2 separate regions of the Homo sapiens genome follow, and region 2 is linked to region 1. A link is a loop called in an ENCODE intact Hi-C map of the cell type or tissue named here. Cell type or tissue: A673. All regions are shown on one strand. Each heading gives the region's core, and the rest is flanking DNA. Links, peaks and the distances in the headings are about the cores only. Region 1 overlaps RABEPK (Rab9 effector protein with kelch motifs). Region 2 overlaps PPP6C (protein phosphatase 6 catalytic subunit).

Evidence for each region. A loop is a pair of places that touch in the nucleus more often than their neighbours do. Peaks named below come from ENCODE experiments on the same cell type or tissue, not always from the same donor. Only the 100,000 strongest peaks of a DNase experiment are listed, where the experiment ranks them.
Region 2: it touches region 1 in a loop (6-fold over the local background); 1 of 110 quality-filtered maps calls a loop at or near these places.

The regions. Positions count from the first base shown.
Region 1 is chr9:125,219,501-125,224,877 of GRCh38, reverse strand. RABEPK (Rab9 effector protein with kelch motifs) reads right to left here. Exons shown (of 8, transcript NM_005833.4): 5 at 4,178-4,339. Among named protein-coding and RNA genes, the nearest start is that of HSPA5, 19 kb to the left of the region's middle. In A673, for the core only: no CTCF peak of the experiment used is centred there; no DNase peak of the experiment used is centred there.
Region 2 is chr9:125,169,290-125,174,666 of GRCh38, reverse strand. PPP6C (protein phosphatase 6 catalytic subunit) reads left to right here. Exons shown (of 7, transcript NM_002721.5): 2 at 3,487-3,582. Among named protein-coding and RNA genes, the nearest start is that of PPP6C, 18 kb to the left of the region's middle. In A673, for the core only: no CTCF peak of the experiment used is centred there; a DNase peak (open chromatin) is centred at 2,086; H3K27ac peaks cover 1,381 bases.

The DNA of each region.
Region 1 (5,377 bases), core at 203-5,202:
TGGTTAGAATATGGGATTTGGAGCTGAAACCAGGTTATCTCACTATATAACTATGTGGCCTTTCACCAATTACTTCTCTAAGCTGCAGTTTCTATGGCTGTAAAATAAGGATACAGACAATACTGGCCGGGCGCAGTGGCTTATGACTGTAATCCCAGCACTTTGGGAGGCCAAGATGGGCGGATCACGAGGTCAGGAGATCGAGACCATCCTGACTAACACAGTAAAACCCCATCTCTACTAAGAATATTTTAAAAATTAGCCAGGCGTGGTGGCATGTGCCTGCAGTCCAAGCTACTCGGGAGGCTGAGGCAGGAGAATTGCTTGAACCCGGGAGGTGGAGGTTGCAGTGAGCCAAGATTGTGTCATTGCACTCCAGCCTGGGCAACAGAGCGTGACTTCATCTCAAAAAAAAAAAAAAAAGACAATACCTACTTTTAAGAGCTGAGGTATGAATTAAATGAGATAATATACATAAAGCATGAAGGAAAAAAAAGTACCCAATACATGAGAGTTATGAATATGATGATTATTACGTTTTACTACAGGCAACCCTTCTTATCTTCAAAGCTGTACATATATAGAATTCTGGAAAATTAATCATTTCTATATACCAGAAAAGTCTTAAAGGAGTACTGCAAAAACTCTGTTGTTTTTTTTTTTTGTTTTGTTTTTGTTTTTTGAGATAGAGTGTTGCTCTGTTGCCCAGGCTGGAGTGCAGTGGTGCGATCTTGGCTCACTGCAACCTCTGCCTCCTCCAGGAGAAGCGATTCTCCTGCCTCAGCCTCCCGAGTAGCTGGGATTATAGGCACCTGCCGCCATGCCTGGATAATTTTTTGTATTTTCAGTTGAAACAGGGTTTCATCATGTTGTCAAGGCTAGTTTTGAACTCCTGACCTCAAGGGATCCACCTGCTTTGGTGTCCCAAAGTGGCCTCCCAAAGGATTACGGGCATGAGCCACTGCGCCCAGCCTGCAAAAACTCTTTGAAACAAAGGTCTGCCAAACAATTTGTCTTTGAATTACTGTTTATGGTATGCCTGCTGGTTGTTCAAGGAGTCCCCAGTGTCCCAAGGAATTTAATTTAAAATTACCTGAAATGGTTTCTGCATAAATATGTTCCTTATAGCATTTTTTTTTTTTTTTTTTTTTTAGAGTCAGGGTCTCGCTCTACTGCAAAGGCTGGAGTGCAGTGGTGCAATTATGGCTCACTACATCCTCAAACTCCTGGGCCCAAGCGGTCCTCCAGCCTCCTGAGCCGATGGGATTATAGGCATGAGTCAGCATACCTGGCTTGTTCATTACAGTATTGTTTATAATAGACAAAAATTGGAAATAGCCTAAGTGTCCATGAGCAGGTTTAATTATTAGTATAGCCATGAGGAAATATTACACACTTTTTAAAAAATTTATTTATTTTTTTGAGACAGAGCCTTGCTCTGTCACCCAGGCTAGAGTGCAGTGGCGTGATCTTAGCTCACTGCTACCTCCACCTCCCAGGTTCAAGGGATTCTCCTGCCTCAGCCTCCCTAGTAGCTGGGATTGCAGCAGAGGGTGGCAGGCAGGCACCTGCCACCACGTCCAGCTAATTTTTTGTATTTTTAGTAGAGACAGGGTTTCACCATGTTGCCCAGGATTACCTGACCTCAGGTAATCCACCCACCTCTGCCTCCTGGGTTCAAGCAATTCTGCTGCCTCAGCCTCCTGAGTAGCTGGGATTATAGGCGCCCGCCACCATTCCTGGCTGATTTTTGTATTTTTAGTAGAGACAGGGTTTCACCATCTTGGCCAGGCTGGTCTCGAACTCCTGACCTCATGATCCACCCGCCTCTGCCTCCCAAAGTGCTGGGATTACAGGCGTGAGCCACCGCGCCTGGCCTAAGCACTTATTAAAAATGATGGTGAAGGCCGGGTGGTGTGGCTCAATGCCTGTAATCCCAGCACTTTGAGGGACCAAAGCTGAAGGATCACTTGAGGCTAGGAGTTTGAGACCAGCCTTGGCAATGCAGTGAGACCCTGACTCTAATATTTATATAATAATCATCATTTCAAAATGCTGGTGAAGACTTTCTGATTGCATGGAACAATGCTTAAGTGAAAAATATAGGATGCAAATGTAACATATAGAATTATCTCTGTCCTTTTTTTTTTTTTTTTTTTTTTTTGATACAGAGTCTTGCTCCCTCACCCAGGCTGGAGTGCAGTGGCAAGATCTCGGCTCATTGCAACCTCCGCCTCCGGGGTTCAAGTGATTCTCATGCCTCAGCCTCCCAAGTAGCTGGGATTACAGGTGTGCGTCACCACGCCCAGTTAATTTTTTGTATTTTTAGTAGCAACGAGGTTTCACTATGTTGGTCAGGCTGCTCTTGAACTCCTGACCTCAAGTAATCTGCCCTCCTCAGCCTCCCAAAGTCCTGGCATTACAGGCGTGAGCCACCACATCTGGTTTGAATTATCTCTGTTCTTAAAAAAAAAAGATTGATAATACACTGAGATGTTAACAGTAATTTAATTTTGGGGTGATAGTACATACACATGTACACACACACACACATATACACATACATATGTTTTTTTTCTTGTTCCTTATAGTTTTATATATTCAAAACCAATATTATTTAAACTTTTAAAACTGCTTTAAAAGAATCACAAAGCCCATTCTTTCTGGAAAGAGAAAAGTCACACTGTGATGTGTCTTTTTTTTTTTTTTTCCCAAATACTCTGGCTTGGGAATGTGCTATCTCTTAATTTTCCCAATTTTACTTTGCAAGGTAAAAATTTTGGCTGAGTGTGGTGGCAGAGGTGGGCAGGCAGAGGCAGGCAGATTGCTTGAGCTCATGAGTTTGAGACCAGCCTGGGCAACATGGCAAAACTGCATCTCTACAATAAAAATACAAAAATCTGGCCGGGTGCAGTGGCTCAAGCCTGTAATCCCAGCACTTTGGGAGGCTGAAGTGGGCAGATTACCTGAGGTCAGGCTTCAAGACCAGCCTGGCCAACATGGTGAAACCCTGTCTCTACTAAAAACGCAAAAAATTAGATGGACATGTTGGTGCATGCTGGTAATCCCAGCTAGTTGGGAGGCCGAGGCAGGAGAATCGCTTGAACCCGGGAGGCGGAGGTTGCAGTGAGCCGAGATCGGGCAACTGCACTCCAGCCTGGGCAACAGAGCGAGACTCCATCTCAAAAAAAAAAAAAGAAAAAGAAAAAAAATCACCCAGGCATGTACCTGAGGCGGGGAAAGGAAAGGCTGAAGGGGAATCTTTTACTTCTGTTTGTTTTTTGTCTTTCTTATTCTTTCTTTTACTTTTTTACTTTATAAATTGTATGGTTTAAACTTTTTAACTTGATCATTATACCTTTTTATTTTTTTATTTAGTTTTTGAGAGAGTCTCGCTCTGTTGCCAAGGCTGGAGTGCAATGGCACGATCTTGGTTCATTGCCACCTCCGCCTCCCGGGTTCAAGTGATTCTCCTGCCTCAGCCTCCCGAGTAGCTGGGATTACAGGCACCCACCGCTGCACCCGGCCAATTTTTGTATTTTTAGTAGAGATGGGGTTTTGCCATGATGGCCAGGCTGGTTTCAAACTCCTGACCTCAGGTGATCCTCCCACCTGGGCGTCACAAAGTGCTGGGATCACAGACGTGAGCCACCGTTCCCGGCCTACCTTTTTAGTTTTATTTATTTATTTATTTATTTATTTATTTATTTATTTATTTGAGATGGAGTATTGCTCTGTTGCCCAGGCTGAGTGCAGTGGCCCAATCTTGGCTCACTGAAACTTCCTCCTCCTGGGTTTAAGCGATTCTCCTGCCTCAGCCTCCTGAGTAACTGGGATTACAGGTGCATACCATCATGCCCGGATAATTTTTGTGTTTTTAGTAGAGAAAAGGTATGTTGGCCAGGCTGTTCTCGAACTCCTGACCTTAAGCGGTCCACCTGCCTCAGCCTTCCAAAGCTCTGGGATTACAGGTGTGAGCCACCATGCCAGGCCTCACTATCCCTTTTTAAATGCCAATTTTGCTGTGGGAAAAAGATATCAGCTAAGAGATATAACAAAGAAGTCTAGAAGTGAGACACTTAGTCAGGCTTTCCTTTTCTAACTTCTGCTTCCTATATTAGGTAATGTGTAAACTGGGATGGCCCTGACCAGCCCCAAGGTGCCCACCAGTCCATACTTGCGTCAAACACATGCAGCTTCGTGTCCTGCACGGGCTGGGCACCTCTCTCTCCGCCCCCAAAGACATATAGCTGGTTTCCAATGGCTGCCGATGATGTGTGGAATGTTCTTGGGGATGGTGGGGGGCTGGTCACTTCTGGCGTGGTCCACGTCCTGGTTTCTGGGCCAGAGAGAATGCAGGCACTTAAAATATCCAGGTAGAGGGGCTTCTGACCTTGACTCTGGGGCTGAGTGAAGTCAGTTTCCAAACTCCAATCCCCAGGGGGGCCAGCATAGTTTTGGGCAGGGATCTCATACTCACAAACATCAAGGAAGAATGAAGATGATACTTAGGATTTGCCAAGACAGTCCAAAATCCCCAAGATTTAAAAGCTGTAAGCACAAGAATGGAGTCAGGCTGGGTGCAGTGTGGCTCATGCCTGTAATCCCAGCACTTTGGGAGGCCAAGGCGGGCGGATCACTTGAGGTCAGGAGTTCGAAACCAGCCTGGCCAACATGGGGTAAAACCCCATCTCTACTAAAAATCTGAAAAATTAGCCGGGTATGGTGGTGGGGACCTGTAATCCCAGCTCCTCAGGAGGTTGAGGCAGGAGAATCGCTTGAACCCAGGAGGTGAAGGTTGCAGTGAGCTGAGATTGCACCACTGCACTCCAGCCTGGGTGACAGAGCAAGGCTCCATATTAAAAAAAAAGAAGAAAAAAAAGAGGTCAATTTGTTTTGGAGGCCTTCAAATATCCTCTCTGAACCCTCTTCTACTTTGCTCACTATCGCTCCCCCTAACATCTGCTAACATTCATTCCCACTAGATGCCAGAGTCCAGGTGTGCCAGATTTCCCAGAAAATGTGGCCAATAAAAGAAAGTAGGCAGGCCATGTGCAGCAGCTAACACCTGTAACCTCAGCAGTTTGGGAAATCGAGGTAGGAGGATTGCTTGAGCCCAGGAGTTTGTGACCAGACTGGGAAACAAAGCAATATCCTGTCTCTACAAAAAATCAGCCAGGGGTGCAGTGGCTCACGCTTGTAATCCCAGCACTTTGGGAGACCAAGGTGGGTGGATCACTTGAGGGTAGGAGTTCTAGACCAGCCTGGCCAACATGGTGAAATCCCATCTCTACTAAAAATAAATAAATAAATAAATAAAGCCAGGTGTCGTGGTGGGGACCTATAATCCCAGCTACTCAGGAGGCTGAGACAGGAG
Region 2 (5,377 bases), core at 138-5,137, 50 kb after region 1:
AAGTGCTGGAATTATAGGTGTGAGCCACCACGGCTGGCCTGTTTTTGTTATTTTTTTTAATGAGTGATGGATGTACTATATGGCAGGACCATGGATTGATTTGTTGAAGCATATAGGTGTGGAAAATTCAACACAAACAGGAGCTAGCTACCCAGGGACTCAAGGCCAGAAGGATTCCAGGCCAAAAAGAAGATCTTGCCTTTGAGGTGCTATTTTAAGATCAGGAACTTACCCTAGGAATGAAGGCAAATCATTTTATTTTGAAGTTTTCTGATTTTTTGTATAATGTTTAGGAAATTAACAACTCTATTTCCCCTCATTGTCTTTTGGGAGCCCTTTTTTCCCCCCTCCCACTCCCATTGAGTTCTGTTCTTGCTACTGTGTAGCTATTGTTGTAGCTGTAACTGTTAAAGTGTTTCTCATATATTAATGAGATTATAGCATTTAGATTCCTTAATTAATGTTTAAGTGATTTCATTATGCTTGTTAGTTTAATTTCTCCTTTCTTGGCAGACCTATCGTAAAATCCAATAAGCCTTTGGCAATAGTACAAACTGGTCTCAGGTAGGAAGGAAGGTTCCACCTGAGACCTCCAGTTCCCTGTATATAGCAGGGATGTATACTTCCTTTTCCAGAACGTTGGTGTGAGAATCATATGCTTTCTATGACATTTTTTGGTTTGATTACTTTCAGTGGACAAATATTTTTGAAGTGCAAACATTTAGAGTTCCTTTAACAAAAAGAATGGCTTGGCTGGGTGCGGTGGCTCACGCCTGTAATCCCAGCACTTTGGGAGGCCGAGGCGGGTGGATCATGAGGTCAGGAGAGCGAGACCATCCTGGCCAACATGGTGAAACCTTGTCTCTACTAAAAATCCAAAAATGAGCTGGGTATGATGACTCATGCCTGTAATCCCAGCTACTCGGGAGGCTGAGGCAGGAGAATGGCTTGAACCTGGGAGGCAGAGATTGCAGTGAGCTGAGATTGCGCCACTGCACTCCAGCCTGGCAACAGAGCGAGATTCTGTCTCAAAAAAATAAAATTAAAAAAGGCTCATCTTTTTTGTTGTTGTTGTTGTTTGTTTGTTTTGAGAAAGAGTCTCACCCTGTTTCCCAAGCTGGAGTGCAGTGGCGCGACCTCGGTTTTCGGCAACCTCTGTCTCCTGGGTTCAAGCGATTCTCTTGCCTCATCCTCCCGAGTAGCTGGGATTACAGCTGTGCACCCCACGCCTGGCTACTTTTTTTTTTTTTTTTTTTTTTTTTGAGAGGGAGTCTCTCTGCTGCCCAGGCTGGAGTGCAATGGGTGCAATCTCGGCTCACTGCAACCTTTGCCTCCCAGATTCAAGTGATTCTCCTGCCTCAGCCTCAGCTGAGGATTACAGGCACCTGCCACCACGCCCAGCTAATTTTTGTATTTTTAATAGAGACGGGGTTTCACTACGTTGGCCAGGCTGGTCCTGAACTCCTGACCTTGTGATCCACCCACCTCAGCCTCCCAAAGTTCTGGGATTACAGGCGTGATTCACCATGCCCAGCCTAATTTTTATATTTAGTAGAGATAGGGGGTTTTGCCATGTTGGTCAGGCTGGTCTTGAACTCCTGACCTCAAATGATCCACCCACTTTGGCCTCCCAAAATGCTGGGATTACAGGCGAGAGCCGCCGTGCCCAGCTGGCTCCTCAGTTTTAGATTTGAATTTTATAATTAATTATAGTTAGCCTTTTTATTTCAAAATAACCCAGTTTTCCCCAGTGGTAACATTTTGTAGAACTATAGTGTAATGCCACAACCAATACAACATCAGCCAACATTGACACTGATACAACTCATGATCTTTAGGTACAACCCAAGATCATCACCTCATGATGTTCAGATTTCTTCAGTTTTACTTGTGTTTGTGTGTGTGTGTGTGTGTTTGTGTGTGTGTGTGTGTGTGTGTGTGTGTGTTTGTGTGTATTCAGTTCTTTGCAGTTTTATTGGGTAAGGGCTCATGTATCCAACTCTATAGTCAAAATACAGAACAGGTCCATCATCACAAGAATTCCTCATGTTGCCCTTTTATAGCCACACCCACTTCCTTCCTGCAACTGCTGGACCCCTGACAACAACTAATCCGTTCTCCATTTCTTTAATTTTGTCATTTCAAGAATGTGTAAACACGGCCGAGTGCAGTGGCTCAATGCCTGTAATCCCACCACTTTGGGAGGCCGAAGCGGGCAGATCACCTGAGGTTGGGAGTTTGAGACCAGCCTGACCAACATGGTGAAACTACTAAGAATACAAAAATTAGCTGGGCATGATGGTGTGTGCCTGTAATCCCAGGTACTTGTGAGACTGAGGCAAGGGAATCACTTGAACTGGGAGGCAGTTTGCAGTGAACTGAAATTGTGCTACTGGACTCCAGCCTGGGCAACAGACCAAGACTCTGTCTCAAAAAAAAAGGGAAAAAAAGAAGGTTATATAAATGGAATTATACAGTATATAACCTTTTGGGACAGTTTTCTGTTGTTTCATTTTTTTCACTCAACATAAATGCCTTGAGATGAATCCAGGTTGTTGTGTGGCAGTATTCGTTTCTTTTTATTGCTGAGTAGTATTACATGGTGTGGATGTACCAAAATGTGTTTAACCATTCACTCATTGAAGGATATCTGATTTGTTTTTAGTTTTGGGCTATGATGCATTAGGCTTCTGCGAGTATTTATATACAGATTTTGAACATGTTTTTATTGCCAAGACTACAGTTGCTGGGTCAAATGGTAAGTGTGTGGTTTGCAATTTATTTTTTAAATTACCAGATAAAAATCTTTTACTGGCTGGGCACGGTGGCTGACGCCTGTAATCCCAGCACTTTGGGAGGCTGAGGTGGGTGGATCACCTGAGGTCAGGAGTTCAAGACCAGCCTGGCCAACATGGTAAAACCCTGTGTCTACTAAAAATACAAAAATTAGCCGGGTGTGGTGGCACATGCCTGTAACCCCAGCTACTTGGGAGGCTGAGGCAGGAAAATTGCTTGAATCTGGGAGATGGAGGTAGAAGTGAGCCGAGATCGTGTCACTGCATTTCAGCCTGGGAGACAGAGTGAGACTCCGTTTAAAAAAAAAAAAAACAAAAAAACCCAAAAACCTTTTACTGTTAAAATTATTTCTTCATATATATATATATATATATATATATATATATATATATGTGTGTGTGTGTGTGTGTATATGTGTGTGTGTGTTTGGTGAAAAACATCATTTTACAGTTCTTGTAAAGCTGTCTGTCTCCTAGAACCTTAGTGTCTCTGTAGGTAGTTTGCATTGCATTAAGAATTCTGTGTGACAGCTGACAGAAATCCAACCCCCGAATTATCACAGGGTACTTTCCTATCAAAAAGTATACTTGGGTTTTGTAAGTATTAGACCTGGTATTTTTCTTTTTTGGTATTTTATCTTTAGTTTTAATGTTGTAGTAAATGTTTACCTTTTATTTTCTCTTTTTATAGCGGCTATGTGACTACGTTTGTGACCTCCTCTTAGAAGAGTCAAATGTTCAGCCAGTATCAACACCAGTAACAGTGTGTGGAGATATCCATGGACAGGTAAAATTTCATGAGCAGATTTTTAAGTTTTGTACTGTCCATGATCCATGTGTGTTTTCACATGTGCTGCAAAATTAAAACAACAACAACATCAACAAACACAACTGGTGGTAAGCTAGGTTGCCTCAGTCTCTGTGACACAAATGATTCCTGGTTTACATTTTTGGTGAATAAAAGCAGTGGTCAAATTAGTGATGGAATTTGTTGATAATTACATTTGTGAAGTGAATAATGCAGCATTAGTTTTCTGTGGAATGGTGGGGTTGGGGGTAGGTAGAAGATATAAAGTACAAACACATACTGCTCATAATAACTATGATTAACAGGAGATGTTTTGGTGTTAGGCACTTTTTTCATTCAGTTCATTTCTGTTCTCCTGTCATATATTGTTGAAAATTTATCATTTCTTTAGTGGGAATGAGAATAGCAAAGGTACAGAAAAATAAAATTGTTGGTCCATGATGTCACAGCAAATCACTGATGAATGAGCTAGAAAATATTTAGCTCAATTTTTCATCTGCTGGGTGTTTGTAAGAATTTCAAAGCAGTGCCGGGCGTGGTGGCTCACACCTGTAGTCCCAGCACTTTGGGTGGCTGAGGCGGGTGGATCGTGAGGTCAGGAGTTTGAGACCAGCCTGACCAACATGGTGAAACCCCGTCTCTACTGAAAATACAAAAAAATTAGCTGGGCATGGTGGTGCGTGCCTGTAATCCCAGCTACTCAGGAGGCTGAGGCAGGAGAATCTCTTGAACCCGGGAGGTGAAGGTTGCAGTGAGCCGAGACCGCACCACTGCACTCCAGCCTGGGCAACAGAGCAAGACTCTGTCTAAAAAAAAAAAAAAGAATTTCAAAGCAGTAACAGGAGGGGCATACCTCATATTTAGATTCTGTTGTCAGTGTTTAGTCTCATGTATATTTGTAGAATTTTTTCACTGGGAAATGAAAGCTGAACAGATTACTCATAGAGTGCTATATGCATACAGTGTAGTTGGGGCCATAAGACTTAATAATACATTGCAAACAATGTAGTCTTTAAAGGATGCCAACAGGACTTACTGTCACCTGTGCAATTTCCCTGCTTTAAATATGACTGTGTAAATGAGCAGAAATGTGTGTAAATTGACTCTGATTAGGGGCTGCTCCATGAGTAAAGTCTTGTTTTGGCTACTTACTTACAGGCTGATTTTCTTTTGGTTTTTCAAGGTGTTTTCTGGATTTTTTAGATTATAAAAAAATCTGACACTTGCATGTCATCACCTCCTAGATGGAGGTCCCATTATGTCATCTTTGATTGTTAAAATTACAGTTCTTTAGAGTAGACTTTAGGAATTGATTTCCTAAAATTTCCATGTAACTTCTCTCTCAAACATTTGTATTTTGCTAACATAAAGGATATTAATATAAGCAGTGTCTTAAGACATTCCTGAAAACTGGAATAAACCAAGTCATGTTTTCCCCCAGTGTAGTGTAGAAGTTTCTATGTAACTTCTCTCTCAAAGTAAACATTTGTATTTTGCTAACATAAAGGATATTAATATAAGCAGTGTCTTAACACATTCCTGAAAACTGGAATAAACCAAGTCATGTTTTCCCCCAGTGTAGTGTTTCCCCCAGTTGTAGACTTTTTAAGATGTGAAGTACAGCCATGATCAAAGGTCAGAAAGTTAGAGACCAACCTCGAACTACTAAAATTGGAAGCATAAAATTGAACTTTTGTATTATATATACCTTCAGTCAAATGTGCAGTTCTTGCTAACATATATCTTGTGTTTTGAGGTTAACAAAGTACTTTTT